Linked DNA regions of Homo sapiens: region 1 is linked to region 2. The links are chromatin loops, found by intact Hi-C in ENCODE. Cell type or tissue: CD4-positive, alpha-beta T cell. All regions are shown on one strand. Each heading gives the region's core, and the rest is flanking DNA. Links, peaks and the distances in the headings are about the cores only.

Region 1 (2,904 bases), core at 277-2,776, 1.3 Mb before region 2:
GTAGGAGCAGGCAAGGGAAGGAGAGGAGGGTTGGAACACCTCAGACCCCCACAGTGGGCTCTTTTCCTTACTAGCCAGAGCTGACTCTTCACACCAACGACTACTAAGAACTGAGTGACTGAAAGAGAGTCTCAGGTGAGTGGCTTCCATGGGGAGGGGAGAAGGTAAGGGCGACCTGCCTCAGTTTCCTCCAAGATCACCAGGTTGGAGAGAGACAAAATGTCTCAGGGAGCCATGGACAAGAGTGAGGGTGGGGTTGGTGAGCCCTCTACTCAAACGTGCTTGTTGGTTTGGGATTGGTGGCTAACTGGAAATGGCATGTGGTGAGGGGAAGTGACTTGAGTGTCTCTCTCATCTCTTTAAGTCTCAGGTCCTGGAACCTGCCAGGGTCAGGGGAGGCCCAGCAGTGTTTGTGAACTGGACTCACCTATGCTTATTCCTGGGAGAGACTGGCAGGATCTCTGTTGGAATCTCCCTCTTCGGTCCTGGATTCTTGACTTTTTCACGCATCTGATGTCTGTAGGAGTGTCCTAATTAGCTATAGCCTCTGTGTGTGACAGGATCTGGGAGACTGCTCATCTGGCCTGGGCAATCTGTCCTTCTGTCAAATGGTGAAACCAGAGAAGACTTTCCCTGAGATGAGGAGAGGGGAGCAGGAGGAAGGATGCAGAGCTAGTCCCTCCATGTTCCATGGAGCATACAAGTCTTTGCTGTGGCCAACACCATTCCTTGACATCAGGGGCTGAGCTGCAGTCATCTCCGTGTCCCTCCCAGGAATAAAGGCTGTGTCTGGCATGTGGCTGATGTAGATATTTGTGGCTTGGAGCCAGAGAGACCTGCATAAAACTTTGGGTTCTGTTGCTTACTGGATGGGAGACACTATTTAAGTCACTTGGCTTCTGAGTGCACCAGTTTCCTCGTCTGTATATAGAATGAGTTTCTTATGAGAAAATGGATACAAACAATCTGGAATGTAGTAGGTGCTCAATAAATAGTGGCTGTCACTACCACTACCGCTGCCATCATCACCATCACCATTAGCATCTGTGGAGTGCCTCCTGTATGCCCATCCTTATGCTTGGCCTTGATGCATAAAGATAAAGGAGAAGCAGTCAGTGGTTTCTGCCCCAGGTTAGTATCTAGTGAGACAGCTAAGATGTACACAAATAATGAAAATCCAAGTGGAGATCTCGGGCAGTACAGTCAGAATATGGAGCTCAAAGAGAGGAACAGTCCCTGTGGGCTAGGGCCTTCCAGGAAGGCTGTCCAGAGGAGGTGGGTGCTCAGGCAGGCCTGAATAGATTAACTTCCAGTGTCTGGAGGGAGGATAGGGAGAAACGAGGGCGTTCCTGGCTTAGCTCAGCCCAGGCCAGCACCGGAAGCTGGCCGTGTCCCGGTCTTCTGTTCGGCTGCTGGGGGCGAGGCTCAGTGCTGGTTCAGCTTTAGGGATGCAAATACTTAGCTGGCCATCAGAGGTCGACAGAGTTTGAGAAATAGGCAGGCTACTAGGGAGCGGAAAAGATTGCTTGGGGACTCCACCACTTTGATTCAATAACCTGTCTCTTTTCCTCACCTCTTTTACTGCCTCTTTTCCTCACCTCTAAGATCACACCCTCTCCCTCCCTGGTCTTTGGAGCCCTAATTCCTTCAGGCACTAAGTTAGTGCAGAAGCTCCCAAACTTCCTGTATTCTGCACCTCTGCCAGGGACACCGATCCCAGGAGGAAAGTTCCCTCCCTCTCCACACCCCACCCTTCCCAGTTAAGGCAGGGGCTGCCGCAGGCTCTGCTTTGTGTCCTGGAGAAAGGCTGTGGAAGAAAAACAAGCCAGGCCAGGGAGATTGATGTTCCTCTGAGGGGCTGGCTTCCTGGCGAGGAAGATGCTGAGTGGTTTGTCAATCGAGGTTTGTCAGGGCCTCAGCCTCACCCCAACACTTCTTTGGGCAGCCCTGGAGAGGAGGATGTCTGGTGGGGGTGGGGCGGGGAAGGCTTGGTTGAGAGACTAAAGGCTTAGAGACTGGGCCCTTACCAGGACCTTCCTCATTGAAGGTGGGAAGGAAGGTCTCTAAACCAAGATAGACTAAATTGTGAGTGGGGAGGGGAGGTGTCAGACATCCTGGCTGGGTTGGCTGAGGGGCAGCTGGAGGGTGGTGGGCCTGGGTGCCATATATCTGCCAGTGGTTATCTGGCCAGCTGGGTCCAGCCCCTATTCTGTCCTCGGGATGCCCCAAGAGGCTCGTGGTCTCTCTCCTGGTAGGCCTGGGGTTATCAGCCAAGAAAGCCCAGAACCTGACCCTTTAACCTCCATGGTTGGGTGGGAGGCAGGATGCTAGCTCGGAGTCCAGAGAGGGCTCAGAGCTAGGGGGCTGGAGCACTGAGGAAGCAGCTTGTCCTTCCCTCTGCTCCTCGGTTGCCCAAATGCACTCTCGGCTTGGGGTGTTCCTCCATAGGAACTTTATTCCCGGTGTTTGTGGGGCCTGACGTGTCTAGTGTGTTCACTCGGGAACCAGGAGGAGGACCTGGCAAAGATGCATCCCATCGCCCTCCCCCAGGCCCACTGGCCCTCTGAGATGAGGAGCTAGGCTGGGGTCAGTGACAGATGAGGACAGGTGCTGCTCCCTTCCCTCGAATTCCTGTGCCCCTGACAGTGATGAATGGCCCAGCCTAGCCTTGCACATTCTCCAGGTAACCAGAGCAAGAGAGCAACAGGCTTACCCTTACCTAGGCTGCCTCCTGCTGGGCTGGAGAGCAGAGGACAGGGGCACTACTGGAGGAAACTGAGCCTAGATCAGTGAAACCCAGCAGGGCAGGGGTTTCTGAAGATGAGGCCTCTGAGGGCCCAGGGTCCCAGCTGCCCTTCAGAGGCTTGTCCACCTGTTATGCACACCAAGCCATGCTCTGGCTCT
Region 2 (2,904 bases), core at 299-2,798:
TTGTCTCTACTAAAAATACAAAAATTAGCCGGGTGTGGTGGCACGCACCTGTAGTCCCAACAACTCGGGAGGGTGAGGCAGGAGAATCGCTTGAATCTGAGAGGCGGAGGTTGCAGTGAGCTGAAATCGTGCCGCTGCACTCCAGCCTGGGCAACAGAGTGAGACTCCGTCTCAAAAAACAAACAAACAGACAAACACACAAACAAAAAACAAAAGCAAAAAATAACTGTACCATGATGCTACTTCCTTCTCTGTCCCTGGATCTTCTTTCTTTTTCAGGCAAGCTCTTGGCAGTTTCTTCCTCTGAAAAAAAAATCCGTGGACTTCATCCCTTTATCTCCATCCCAAATACAACTTCTCCAGTCTAAGCTCAGCTCATCTTTCACCTGCCTCCAGTTTCTGTCTTCCTTCAAGGCAGCTGGACTGCCAGGTCATCAGTTGCATCCATCCAATTCCTTGCTTAGAACTCTTTGATGGCTCTCCACTGCCCCCACCAGATCAAGTCCAGTCTCCTTCACCTGGCACATGAGGTCCTTTGTGATCTGGTCCCTGCTTATCTGTCTGTATTTCTTGTCACTTCTCCCACAAGAAACATGCAATTCATACTTACTTACAGTTCCTGGAATGACTGTGAGTAGCTACCATTTCACACCTCTCTTTATTTGCACATACCATTATTCCTGCAACGCTCTTTCCAGCTTGACTAGCGTAATTTGACCTGTCTTACAACCTGTGGCTGAACCGTGATCTTTTTTGTGAAGCTTTCCTTGATCTCCCATCTTTTCTTGGCTTCAGCCTTCTAGCCATCTAGTCGGCGCCCTCCTCAAACTCCCTGGCAAGTTCCTGCTATGCCTGGTCTTGTTTATTCCCACTTTTGCCCTTCATTTTTCTTCAAGTGAGCTTTATTCTACACCAAACACTCTACTTATGTTGTATGCGTGTTATCACATTGAATCTTCACATCCACCCGGTGAGTTTGATGCCATTATTATCCCCATTTTACAGCTGACAAAACCGAGGCTTGAATATCTATGTTAGTTGCTCAACATCACCCAAGATACAAGGTTAATAAGTGGCATAGTGGAGATCAAACCCAGGTTGACACAAAAGGCTTAATCATGGTGCTAGAGTCCCTAGCCTTTACCGAGTTGAGGGGTGCAGTAACCCTGGGAGAGGCTTGCTGAAGCTGGGCAGAAGTGGAGGTGAAATCTCCTTAGGGCCATGTGTCCTGATGTCCTAGAGGCTACAGTTACTTTGGGGCAGCCCAATGGCCAGTATATGGCTTCTTCCATCTGAGACAGAGAGCAGGCTGTGGCAGGAACAAGGTAGTACCTTTCTAAGGATAAAAAGATGCAAAGTTGGTCCAGTCGCAGTGGCTCATGCCTGTAATCCCATCACTTTGGGAGGCGGAAGTGGGTGGATCACTTGAGGTCAGGCGTTCGAGACCAGTCTGGCCAACATGGTGAAACCCCATCTCTAATGAAAATACAAAAATTAGCTGGGTGTGGTGGGACGCACCTGTAGTCCCAGCTACTCAGAAGCCTGAGGCACAAGAATCGCTTAAACCCAGGAGGCAGAGGTTGCAGTGAGCTGAGATCGCACCACTGTACTCCAGCCTGGGCAACAGAGTGAGACTCCGTCTCAAAAAAAAAAAAAAAAGTTTTAAATACTGAAGCTGCCTACTTTAAGAGCTCTCACAAAATCCTCTAGCCATGCCTAGGCAGAGAAGGTCAAAATGTCCTGGGCAAGACTGACAGGCAGCAAAGAGAAGGCAAAGGGAAGCAAATGAGACAGAAGTTAGGCTCCAACTGCCACCTGGTGGCCAGCCTTAGAGAAGCAAGTGGATGGTTCTAGGGTCGCAAGCTTAGGACACAAGCCAAGGGCCAGAGAGGCTGCTCAGGTGAGCTGGGCCTTGGCTCACGGCATTCATTCATTCATTCACTCACTCACATATTCATCCATCCATCTATCTATTCATTTCTTCATTCATTTAAAAAGGTATATTATACTAGACAGACACAGCACTGGGAATACAGCAGTGAACAAAAACAAAAATTCCTGCTCTCATTGAGCTCATACTGCAGTGGTAGGAGACAGAGCAAAAAAGTCCATGACATTGTGTTTTAGATGGTGATGAGTGCCATGGAGAGAAAGTGGGGAAAGGGGAGGAGCAGAGGCTTTGCCATTTTAAATAAAGCCTCACTCAGAAGGTGAAATTTGATAAAAGACTTGAAGGAAGAAGGAAGGGAGGTAGCCATGAGGATGTCTGTGCGAAGCAGATTCTGGGTTAAAGAAACAGTCTGTGAAAGCCCCAAAAGTAGGAGCATGTGTTATGTGACTGAGGATCGGTCAGGCCAGTGTGGCTGGAGCAGAGTGAACAAGGAGGAGAGTAATAGGAGACAGTCACGGGGAAGCAGGCAGGAGTTCAATCATGTGGGGCTCAGGAGGCATATTTTATATACTGAGTGACAGATAGGAAGCCAGGGGAGGGTGACTTGCCCAGGGTCACCCAAGCTAGCAAGTGGTACTAGGCATTCTGTCTCAAAGGCCTGAGCTCTGTGGTTCTCACAGGGATAGACAAACAGACCAGTGGGACAGAAAAGAGAACTCAGAAATAGACGTATACATATCTGCCCAACTGATTTTTTGACAAAGGTACAAAAGCAATTCAATGGAGGAGAAGGATATTCTTTCCAGCCATTAAATTGTCTAGTGGTTTATTTTTTTATTTTGTTTTATTTTATTTTTTTTTTTGCCTAGGGTTGTCTAATGCTCTAGAGCTGGGCAGAAGTGGAGGTGAAATCTCTTTGGGGCCATGTGTCCTGATGTCCTAGAGACTACAGTTACCTTGGGGCAGCCCAGTGGCCAGTATCTGGCTATCTAATTGCTCTAGAGCATTAGACA

Evidence for each region. Peaks named below come from ENCODE experiments on the same cell type or tissue, not always from the same donor. Only the 100,000 strongest peaks of a DNase experiment are listed, where the experiment ranks them.
Region 1: a loop joins it to region 2, with 8 times the contacts of the local background. A loop is called at or near these places in 15 of 110 quality-filtered maps.

The regions. Positions count from the first base shown.
Region 1 is chrX:68,821,373-68,824,276 of GRCh38, forward strand. No RefSeq gene overlaps it. Among named protein-coding and RNA genes, the nearest start is that of EFNB1, 6.2 kb to the right of the region's middle. RefSeq lists enhancers at 1,769-2,269, 2,270-2,770. In CD4-positive, alpha-beta T cell, for the core only: no CTCF peak of the experiment used is centred there; a DNase peak (open chromatin) is centred at 1,469.
Region 2 is chrX:70,095,759-70,098,662 of GRCh38, forward strand. No RefSeq gene overlaps it. Among named protein-coding and RNA genes, the nearest start is that of OTUD6A, 35 kb to the left of the region's middle. In CD4-positive, alpha-beta T cell, for the core only: a CTCF peak has its summit at 1,828 (motif pointing left); a DNase peak (open chromatin) is centred at 1,813.